2 separate regions of the Homo sapiens genome follow, and region 1 is linked to region 2. Evidence: chromatin contacts called from ENCODE Hi-C or POLR2A ChIA-PET data. All regions are on one chromosome and are shown on one strand. The core of a region is the stretch at or near the end of the contact, and the rest is flanking DNA. Distances in the headings are between cores, read along the strand shown.

Evidence for each region. Hi-C counts contacts between places; a loop is a spot of excess contacts on that map. ChIA-PET counts read pairs that join two places held with the same protein, here RNA polymerase II (POLR2A). Pooled maps may share reads with other maps.
Region 1: a loop to region 2 is called in a map of IMR-90, with 17 times the contacts of the local background. The contact joins the enhancer-like site here to the promoter of LINC00917 in region 2. A Hi-C loop is called at or near these places in 3 of 168 maps with a recorded cell type or tissue (IMR-90, endothelial cell of hepatic sinusoid and endothelial cell of umbilical vein) and 1 of 50 pooled maps. POLR2A ChIA-PET finds 5 or more read pairs at or near these places in 1 of 52 experiments (AG04449).

What each region holds. Positions count from the first base shown.
Region 1 is chr16:86,251,160-86,256,781 of GRCh38, forward strand. All of the region lies in intron 3 of LINC01081 (long intergenic non-protein coding RNA 1081), which reads right to left. Among named protein-coding and RNA genes, the nearest start is that of LINC01081, 32 kb to the right of the region's middle. Within about 2 kb of position 1,517, at least 2 of the 41 ENCODE cell types and tissues checked have a DNase peak (open chromatin) inside an H3K27ac peak, as active enhancers do; they include IMR-90, where a contact is called at or near this core.
Region 2 is chr16:86,342,259-86,347,812 of GRCh38, forward strand. It overlaps LINC00917 (long intergenic non-protein coding RNA 917), which reads right to left and starts at 3,421. Exons shown (of 7, transcript NR_024406.1): 1 at 3,234-3,421.

The DNA of each region.
Region 1 (5,622 bases), core at 267-2,766, 93 kb before region 2:
GACTGCTCCCTCCCTCCCCTGCTCTCTCTCCCTCCTCTATCTTCCTCCCTCTCCTTTTCTCTCTCTCCCTATATTAGCTGTAGCAAGTCCCGCTTTATAAAAAATCTATATATTTCTTAAAAAACATAAGTTGGTAGCAATTACTTATTTCATTTGAAAATTGCATTGCTTTTCCTTAACAAGGTCCCTGGCATAGTGACAGCATGATTTAGTGGACAAGAAAAGCAGGAGGCACAACTAGAAAGGATTCATCCGTGTTTTGAAATGAAGCAGAGCTGTGTTTCTCATCTGGAGACCTGCTCATCTGGGTGCCCCTTACTCTGACTCCAATGAAGGTTCCTGACTCTGTCGCTGGGGTTTCCCATCCATCCAAGATTTACTGAGCCCTGTGCTGTCTTCGTGGGGCCGTGATGGTAAAGAGAACCCCATTCCCCCACCTGTGGGGGACGTTTAGTCTCATACCTCTTTACTCTTCATGAATACATGCATTTTTTTTCTCCCTGAGTTTTGAGATGTTTAAAAATTCCTTTATCTTACTTCTTGAATGCAGCATTCAATACATTGCAATAGGTAAAATGTTACCGCCGTCGATCGTGAATTCCATTGCACAATATAAAAGCCCTCATTTGCTTTCCTTTTGGATTGGATTTCGAAATGGGTCAAATGTTTACAGAAATGGCCCAAACTGTACAAATAAACTGTAGCTCTAGTGAGGGAGGCAGTTTACATTACTCTCAGTCAGATGAATATGGAAGCTGCAGCCTGTCCTTTGAAAACCACTTCAAGCACTGTGCGTGTGAGTTCTGTGCCCCGTCTGGGATCCCTCAATTCCATCAAAAAGCTTCGGGAAAGGCATGGCGATCCTATAAATCCACACATCCATCCACACCCAGCTGGGTGGCTCTTGTCCTCCACTAGGTCAAACAAACAGGGGTTTTCACCCAGGCATCCTGCAATGCCCACATGGCGTGGACCTTCCCCAAGCTCCCTTCCCTTGAGGTCACCTGCACTGCTCACTCGGAGCTGCCATTGTTCACCCGAAGCACCTGGAGAGCAGGAACTGGGCCTTGCTCTCTCATATTTGGCACATGTGGCCTGGAGCCTTTGCACATAGTTGATCTTCACTTGTTTGCTAATCCAATCCCCTATTTTACAGACGGGGAAACAGAGGCACTGAAAGTCCTGCGTGCCTTGTGTAAGTAGATGTGGGCCCTATCACCTGAGTTTCAGAACAATGCCTGTGCTGGTTATAAAGCTCTTGTCTCTCAGCTCCAGAACCATCTGCAGTGGGAATTAGAATGGGCCCCAATTCAGTATTGGGGAATACTGGAGTCCTTAAAAGAAGAAGAGATGCACAGGGAGGGGACAGGCCACAAGAGGATGGAGACAGAGATTGGAGCACTGCAGCCGCAAGACAAGGACAGCCTGGAGCCACCAGGAGCTGGAAGAGGCAGGAAGGATTCTCCCCTAGAGCACTCAGAGGGAGCTGACACATTGACTTTGGACTTCTGGCCTCTAGAATGTGGGGGAATACGTTTCTGTTGCTGTGAGTCACCCAGGTCATGGTATTTTGTTACGGCAGTCCCCGGGCCCTCATACACTGTCCTTCTGTTCTTTGCATAGTGATGCTCCAGTGGGGCTGGGCAACCCCACTTCACCATTGCCAGCTGCTCCCTGTTTGGTTACACAAATAGGGGGCGCTAGAGGGCAACGCAGGAGAAGGCAGGAGAGCCGAGCTCCTTCCCCTCCCATCAGCATCCCAGCATCAATGGGTTTCACCTTGTCAGAAGCAGCTGGTTCCACTTTCCAGAATCTCTTCCCCCATCCATGCTGCACCCCTCCACCCCCACCCTTCAGAGACGCCAGCCTCAGCTGCTTAGCTTTGTTTCCTCGAGGGTCTGGGTCTTACCTCCATAGGACCCCTCCTCCAAGCTCCCAAATTCTCCTAACCTCAACCTCTTCCCTTTGTCGTCCTAGCCCTGGAGGTGTTAGCTGAGTCCATCTGTAATTCTTGCCTCTGCAGTATCTTAAAGTTCCCTTTTGCCTCTTTTCAGTGTTCCAATAACTAGATTTTAAAACATATTTATATTAAATTCTCTGTGTTAAAATAACTGATATGTTTAATGAGTATCGAGCTTCAGTTTGGGAAGATGAAAAAGCTATAGCGATGAATAATGGTGATGGGTGCACAATAATGTGAATGTACTTAATGCCACCAAATTGTAGTTAAAAATGGTGAAAATAGTAAATTTTTTTTTTTTTTCTTTTTTTTTTTTTTTGAGATGGAGTCTCACTCTGTCGCCCAGGCTGGAGTGCAATGGAGCAATCTCTGGTCATGTCAACCTCCGCCTCCCGGGTTCAAGCGATTCTCCTGCCTCAGCCTCCCAAGTAGCTGGGATTACAGGCATGTGCCACCACGCCTGGCTAATTTTTTTATCTTTAGTCGAGACTGGGTTTCACCACATTGGCCAGACTGGTCTCAAACTCCTGACCTCAGGTGATCTGCCCATCTTGGCCTCCCAAGGAGCTTGGATTACAGGCATGAGCCACCACGCCCAGCCAGAAAATAGCAAATTTTATGTGATGACGACTTTTACCCCTCAGCCCCGTCCCCCAACACAAGGCTGGTGTTGTTTCTATTTTCCTGACTGATGTACATTATTTAAATAGTGAGGATGAAATAAACACTCCTTATGATGATAATGACAGCTATCACTTTGAACCTTTCCCATGTGCTAACCTGTACTAAGTATTTAATCATCATAATATTTTACTAACTATTCTATGGTGTCTATTTTAGTGATGGAGAAGCTGAGCCTCAAAGTGGTTATGTTGCTTGGTATTAAAGATAGCAAAGGGTAGAAATCAAATTTATTGGACTGATTTTTAACAAAATTTATTTTTTATTTTTAGACAGGGTCTAGCTCTGTCGAGTGCAGTCGCACGATCATGATTCACTGCAGTCTCAACCTCCTGAGCTCAAAAGATCCTTCCACCTCAGCCACCCAAGTAGCTGGGACTATAGGCATGTGCCACCATGCCTGGCTAATTTTTTTTTTTTTTTTTTTTTTTTTTAGAAACGGGGTTTTGCCATGTTGCCTACCCTGGTAAAGCATTCCTCCCTCCTCAGCCTCCCGGTGCTGGGATTACAGGCATGAGCCACCACACCCAGCCTGGACTGATCTTCTTATCGTTATGTGATATACATATTTGTCTTTAGTAATTTCCTTTGTTCTAAAGTTGACTTTACCTGATATTAATATAGCCTCTTCTTTTTAAAATTAATATTTGCATGATATATCTTTTCCCATCTTTTTATTGTTAACCTCTGTCGTTATGTTGCAAGTGATTTCTTTCTTTTTTTTTTTTTTTTTGAGACAGAGTCTTGCTCTGTTGCCCAGGCTGGAGTGCAATGGCACAATCTTGGCTCACTGTAACCTCCACCTCCCGAGTTCAAGCGATTCTCCTGCCTCAGCCTCCCGAGTAGCTGGGATTACAGGCACCTGCTACCACACCCAGTTAATTTTTGTATTTTTAGTAGGGATGGGGTTTCACCATGTTGGTCAGGCTGGTGCAAGTGAGTTTCTTATAAAAAGCATATCGTTAGGTGGTGAGGTTTTTAAAAATCCTTCTGCCAATCTTTGTTTTTTCATTATTTTACTTCAAATATTTAAAGTAATTATTGATATAGCTTAAGTCTGCCATTTTCTTGTTTTCTGTTTGTTATATCTGTTTCTAATTCCTGTTTCTTTCTTTTTGCCATAAACATTTTTTGAGTTCCATTTTTATTTACTTAAAAATGTTTTTTAGCTTATGACTTTTTTATTTTTATTAGTGGCTGCTTCAGATACTATATCAACTAACTTATTAAAGTCTATTAGTATTGAGGTTTTACCGCTTTGAGTGAAGTTTAGAAAACTTACTTCCATTTGGGTCCCCTTATGCTCCCCACTTTTAAGATAAAATTGTCTTAGCTACTTCCTGTATATACATTGAATACCACCTCAGATAGTGCTATGATTTTTGCTTTAACTATCAAATAAGATTTAAGAAAGTCAAGAAGAGAAGTAATATCTGTTATATTTACTCCTACGTTTATCCATTCTTCTTTCCCTTCTTAAGTTCCTTAGACAACTTCCCAAAGTCATTTTTTAAGAGTGAGCCTGTTGAGAGATGGATTCTCTCAGTTTTTCTTCACCTGAGAATCTATTTCCCCTTCAATTTGGAAGGATATTTTTACTGGATATAAAATTTGTGGTTGACACTTCTTTTCTCTCAATCACTTGAAAAATATTGTGCTACTCTTTTCTGTCCTCTCTGGTTTCAGATAAAAAATCCACAGGCAATTGAATTGATGTTCTCCAACAGGTAAAATGTTATTTCTCTTTAGCTTCTTTCAAGATTTTTTACTTGTCTTTACTTTTCAGAAGTTTGCTTACAATGTGTCTTAGTGCAGATTTATCTGGGTTTACTCTGAGTTTTAGTCAGCTTCTTGAATCTCTTAGGGTTATGCCTTTCACCATATTTGGGAAATTTTCAGCCACTACTTTCTTATACATTTTTTCAGACCAACACGCTTTTTCTTCATTTTCTGACATTCTGACAATGTAAATATTAGATTTCTAAAATATTATACCACAGGTCCCTGGAGCTCTGTTTGTTGTTTTTTAAAATCTATTTTCTTTCTGTTGTTTAAATTGAATAATTTCTTTTGTTCTATCTTCAAGCAAACTCATTATTTCATCTGTCATATTTATTCTGCTGTTACACTCAACCAGTGTTTTTATTTTGGTTATTGTATTTTTCAGTTCTATAATTTCCTTTTGATTCTTTTTCATATCTTGCCCTTCTTTGTTGAGACTTTCTTTTTTTCAAGTATAGTCATGATTACTTGCTGAAGGATTTTTGTGATTGCTGTTTATAATCCTTGTCATATCATTCCAAATCATCTCATTTTTTGTGTTGGTGGTGGTCTTTTCTCTTTCAAGTTGTTATTGTCATGGTGCTTGTGATGATTAGCAGATTTTGTTTGGATCCTGGATCTTTGGGGGATTGTGTCATAAGACTAAGGACCCTGTTTAATTTTCTTTTTTATCAGGCAGTCACCATGTTCAGATGCATCCTGTAGATCCAGGGTAGGGGTGGTTGTTCACTGCTCCACTGGGCTCCATTGACCTATGCACTCTAAGTGGAGTGGTGATGACTCACACTAACTCACTGCATATGGGTGGGCTAGAAATTCACCCCCAACTCAGTACCACTGACACCAACTCACACTGCTTCATTGCTTCCAAATTGAGTAGTAAGCTCAGTTCCCTGCTGTACCCTCACTGATACTAGGGAGTGGGGGAAACAGAGTGCTGGCTAGCTCTGCCTCATTTGTCCTCATTCAGCCTTGTTGATGGGGTAGAGGCTCAGCTACCCATTGGGCCTCATTGTCAGCAGGGGGAGGGCAGGAGAAACTAGAGTGTGGACTAGCCCTTCCTCATTTTCATACCACTTCATTCAGCCTCATTGATGCTGGGCAGGATTCAAGGCTCAGCTCCTACTGTGCTTTGCTGATATATAGGGTGAAGTGAGGAGTGAGGAATGCCCACTAGCTCCACCTTACACTGTTGAATT
Region 2 (5,554 bases), core at 2,171-4,670:
TCAAGGTGAAGAAACCCTCTCTGTGAGCAAATATGGAAGAGGATTTGGGGATCCCCAGGGGGTGAGCTGGAACCACAGCATCGGTCTCATCTGGGAGTTTGCTAGAAATCCACAGCCCAGACCCCAATCAATCAGAAACTGCAGAGGTGGGGCCCGGAAGTCCATGTTTGAACAAGTCTCTGGGGGACTCTCAGACATGTTGAAGTTTGGCGATAAATAAGGGCAAGCCTAGTTGATATCTAGGTAGGAGATATACATCAGGGGTGTCCTCTTTTGGCTTCTCTGGCTGGGCCACATGGAAAGGAGAAGAATTGTCTTGGGCCATACCTAAAATACACTAACACTCACCATAGCTGATGAGCTAAAAAAAGAAAATGACAAAAAATTTCATAATGTTTTAAGAAAGTTTAGGAATTTCTGTTGGGCCACATTCAAAGCTCTCCTTGGCCACATGTGGCCCTAGAGCCTTGGGTTGGACAAGCTTGATATAGGTGGATCAATAGATACAGATTGACTGATTGAATGAAGCTGGTTTTGGCAAATCGTAGAACACAGAAGCACAAGCTTGAAATTCCCCTCAGAGAGCATTTGGTGGTCTGACCCCCAGAATCTTCCTGGAAAAGAAGCCAGGAGCACTTAGCAGTTGGGACTGAGGTACCAGCCGTCTGCTTCAAGCAGAAGATCTCAACTGTTTTCTATTTTACAAAGGACACATCTTGGGAAGGTTTCCTTAGAAAATAAGGTCCCAGGATGAGATGAGCTAAAAACTCCTAACCCATTCCAGTCTCTCCTCATTTTACAGACAAGGAAACTAAAGCCCAGAGAGACAAACTGCTTCCCTGAAGGTCACACAGCTATTCCTGGCAGAGGCAGGCAGACTGAGTTCATCTGGATCCAGGGCTTCCTGTGTGCGCTGCACCAGCCCTACGTGAGTATAAGAAGGTTCTGGATGGGCTCTCGGAGCCGTCGAGACAATCCCATGCCGGGCAGCCTGATTTGAGCCCCCCAAGGTCCCGGAGCGAGCTTGCTGGGGCCTGCTCAGTCCTCCCCACTTTGGAGCCCACCCCCCATCAGAAACACGGAAAGCCAAGCTGGCACACAGCTGGCGGCTTCAGGTTCCCGGCCAAGTTCATTTTGACATTACAAGACAAAAAGCACAGCATGTTGCGATGGGACTGGCCGTTACTGCGGTGCCATTCAACAGGGTTTACGATTTTCCTGGAGCCTCTCGGCCGGGTGATGCCAGAGAGTAAGCCAGAAAAAGAAAATTCCTAGGTGACGTAAATGCAGTCACGACGCTTGCGAGGGGCATGCACTTTTCCTGCCCCGGGAAGGGGTGGGGTGCGGGGAACGGAGCCATTTTAGATCCAAATAGAGAAAGAGAAAACGAAAAAAAAAAAAAAACCCTGTGCTGTGTATTCATTTCATTGCATAAGATCCTTGTTCACTCACTGGCTTTGTTTTCCAACCAAATGCCTTTGACTTAATAAATGCTCTGGGCAATTAGCAGACAGGGGGCCCCCCATGAAATCATCAGAGCTGAGATCACTCGAGAGGGTATCAGACAGTCAGGACATTAATTGCATTATTTTATTTCCAGATAAAAGTTATTTTGGTGGAGCCAGGCTTGCCAGAGAAGAAGCTGATAAGATCAGATGCCGTCTCTCACTGCCAGATATCCTATTAGGGGTCTCAGCAGACAGGGGATTGGGTGACAGTCCAGATCTGCATGGACAGCAGGAGTTTGTTTCAGGCCAGAGGAAAAGCCCAGGGTGCCTGAGGAGTTCCCTTATGCCATGGAGAAGCAAAGTGGGCTATGCAGGCCCTCTGGGGGCTTTAGATAAAGCGAGTACGCTTCTGATGGCCCTAGCCACAGCAATGGCTTTCACAGGAAAGAAAAAAAAATTCTCTTCTCTTTCTTTTTCAAGAGAGGGACTCTTGGTTCCTTAGTAAACATAGATGCCTGGACTCGGTGCGCAGCCTAAGGTCTCTCTCTCTTGGCAGTGGCCCAAAACGCTCTCCCAAGCAAAAGGGAAAAGAAGACAGAGGGGGGTTGGGGATTGTGTCAGGTAGTGAGCTGTTTCCTGGAGAAGCCTGCGTCTGGTTCCAGAGGGAAGTGAGTTTCTAAGAGAAGGCATCTGTAGGAATTTTGCCCATCAGCCGTGACACCAGCACTGCTGTTGGAGGGATGAACAGCTCATGACAAAGTCCTGTCTCCTCTCTCCCCTTCCCCGTGTCTGTGCAATATCATTAGAACTGGCAGACCCTTATTAAAAACAGTTGGCCACTGAGAGGCTATATCCTGTGTGAGACAGAAGCCCAGATGGTAGGTGGTCTTACTTTTGGGGTGGGGTGTTCCAGGTGGTAACAGCCTCGAGGGCGGGAGGACCATGCCGCCTGTTTCTTGGCATCCGTAGGTGGTTCCTGCCTCCTTCCCTTTGGCAGGTGTGTGGGAAGGATTGAGTGTGAAGGGATGCTCACAAGCACTGAGAAGATGGCCTGGCACTTGTGAAATGACAGAGGTGGCCTGGGAGGTGTCCCGGACCCTGGATTTAATGTGCAACACATGGTTCAGTCGGTCCCAATGTTGGGACTGTAGAGAACGTACCAGAAGCCTCACAGATACTCAAGGAGTCGTGATTATTAGGACTGGGCTGAGTTAGCTCTATCTAGTACTTTGTAATTTTAAAGACCTACTCAAGCAATATTACAATATAAACGGGATCACATGGACTACCTTTCTACTTCAAACAACTCCAGAGGCATCCTGCTGTGGATAACAGAAGCTGATTCTCTTTCTCTCTCCGCCTCCTCCTCGTCTTCCACCTCCCTCATAAAGCATCCCCCAGCACTGACAGGGTACCGTCATAATGATGGTTATATTGAACTATGTGAGTGCCTACTCTTTGCTAACCAAACTAAATTATTAGTTGCATCATTTCATCTCAACTTCACACAGTTATTATATTTTTTCCTTTTTCTTTTATTATGGCAAAGTCTAGTTAATGTAAACCTTGCCATTTTAACTTTTTTAAAGTGAATATTTCAGTGGCATTGGGTCCATTCGCATTATCGCACCACCATCGCCACCGTCCAATTTCAAAACTGTTTCCATCCTGCAGAACTGGCACTTAGTATTCATTACACGACCCCCTCCTGCAGCCACGCTGGGAGCTGACCCTCTCCACCCATGCTTCGTGCACTCAGGCGCTCATCCAGGGATCATCCTGTACCTCAGACTCTGCCAAGAACTGTCCGGCCCCAGGGCCTTTGCAAGCGCAGGTCGCACGGCCTGGGATGCCCTCTCCCAGCTCACCACATGGCTGGCTCTTTCCCATTCATTGGCCTCAGCCCAGTGGCCTCCTTCTCGTCAGAGAGGCCGCCCCTGCCTGCCCTGGCTGGCCGGCCCCTCCCCCACAATGACTCTATGACATCATCGTGTTCCTTCTCCTCGGAGCCCTCAGACCCTCTGAAATCCTCTGGTCTGTGTTTTGTTTCCTCCGTCTCTATCTCTCTCCCCACTAGAAGGCAGGTCTCAGGAGGGCAAGGACCCGGCCTGTCCAGCTTCCAGCCGTAGCCCCAGGGCCGGGTGTGCAGTAGATACTCAACAAGCCTTCTTTCCTCCCACCAGCCTTTCCTCCACAAGGGGAGACAGGACTTGGGGGTGTTTTTGGGGGTCTAAACAACACAAAGGAAAGAGACGCTGAAGTGGGTGAGCTGGCCTCGCACTGCACTTCCTGCTGGAGTTCAAAGTCAGCCCTGCCCCTGGAACTGCCATGGCCAGTTTAGATTGTTCCAGAATCCCGCTGCAGGCTGTTCAAAAGGCTCCCAGCTGCTATCAGGAAATAGCTCAGGAAGGTCCCTGTTAAACACCACCCCCATCCCCGTAACCCTGAGCAGCCCTCCGCCACCTGCTATTTTCTATCTCTGAGAATTTGCTGACATTAGGCAAGTCATGTCTGTGGAATTATACAATGTTTGTCCTTTTATGAGTGGTTTGTTTCACTCGGCACCATATCCTCAAGGCTCACTCATGTCATAGCAGGTGTCAGAACTTCCTTCCTTTTTAAGGCTGAATAATATTCCACTGTATGGATGGACCACGTTTTGTTTATCCATTCTCCTGTCAATGAACATTTTCGTTGCTCTCAGCATTTGGCTGTTAGGAATAGCGCTCTGAGGACATTTGTGCACACGTGTTTGCATGGATTTAATTGTTTTTCCTTTTCTTGCCTGTTCTTGGGTGTCGTGGCCAAGAAGCCACTGCCGAGTCCAACATTGTGAAGCTTTCCCCCTATGTTTTCTTCTAAGAGTTTTGTAGTTTTTTTACATTTAGTTATTATGGTAATGCCTTTGATCCTTTTTGAGTTAATTTTTTGTATCTGGTGTAAGAGAAGGGCTCAACTTCATTCTTCTGCGTGTGGTATTTGGTTTTCCAAATACCATTTTTTGAAAAGACTGCCCTTTCCCCACTGAAGGGTCTTGGCTCAAGACACTTGAATGTCAAATAAGTCAAAGGGCTTCTTTCTGGGCTCTGTGTTCTGTCCCATTGGTCTATCTGTCTGTATGTAGGTCAGGACCACAGTGTTTTGATTGTCATAGTTTTCTAGTAACTTTTGAAATCAGAAAGTGTATGACTTCCAACTTCCTGGTTTGTATTTTTACATTTTATATTTTGTCCCCATTTTACAGATGAGACAAAGGAAGCTCAGAGAGGGGAACTGACTTCCGAGGTCACAGAACAAGCAAGGGTGGGACAGGATTTGAACCCAGGCTTGTTTGACCCCAGCCCCTTTCAACAAACATTTCTGTCTCAGCTTGGATCACAGAGCAAGAAAGTTACAGCCCTTCCCAGCCCCCTTCCTGTCCTGCTGATGAATTCAGCTGGGGTGGCAGCCTCGACACATCTCAAAGGCTCTGATACGGTTTGGCTGTGTCCCCACCCAAATTTCACCTTGAATTGTAATAATCCCAGCATGTCAAGGGCAGGGCCAAGTGGAGATCATTGAATCATGGAGGTGGTTTCCCCCATGCTGTTCTCATGGTAGTGAGTAAGTCTCACGTGATTTGATGGTTTTTTAAATGGGAATTCCCTGTCACAAGCTCTCCTGCCTGCCACCATGTAAGACCTGCCTTTGCCTCTCCTTTGTCCTCTGCCATGAGTGTGAGGCCTCCCCAGCCATGTGGAACTGTGAGTCCATTAAACCTCCTTCTTTATAAATTCCCCATTCTCAGGTATGTCTTTATTAGTAGCGTGAGAACAGATGAGGCTCACTGGACTAGCTGGTGGGGGAGGAGAAAGCAGCCCATGTTCCCTCTCTCAAGCAGGACCATTTTGTTTTCCTCAGTTTCCCTCTTCCACTTCCACTTGGGGACCCCCACAGCCATGGCCAGAGAGAGGGAGCTTGGGGTCCCAGTGCCTGGTACAAACTCACTCTGCCCCTCACTGCCCTTGGGGTCCCCACTCTGTGGGGTCAGGGACCGGGGTCCACAAGGAACTGCTTGTCGCCATCTTCCCACCCCCCACCCCAAAGGGGCTTGAGCATGTTCCCAG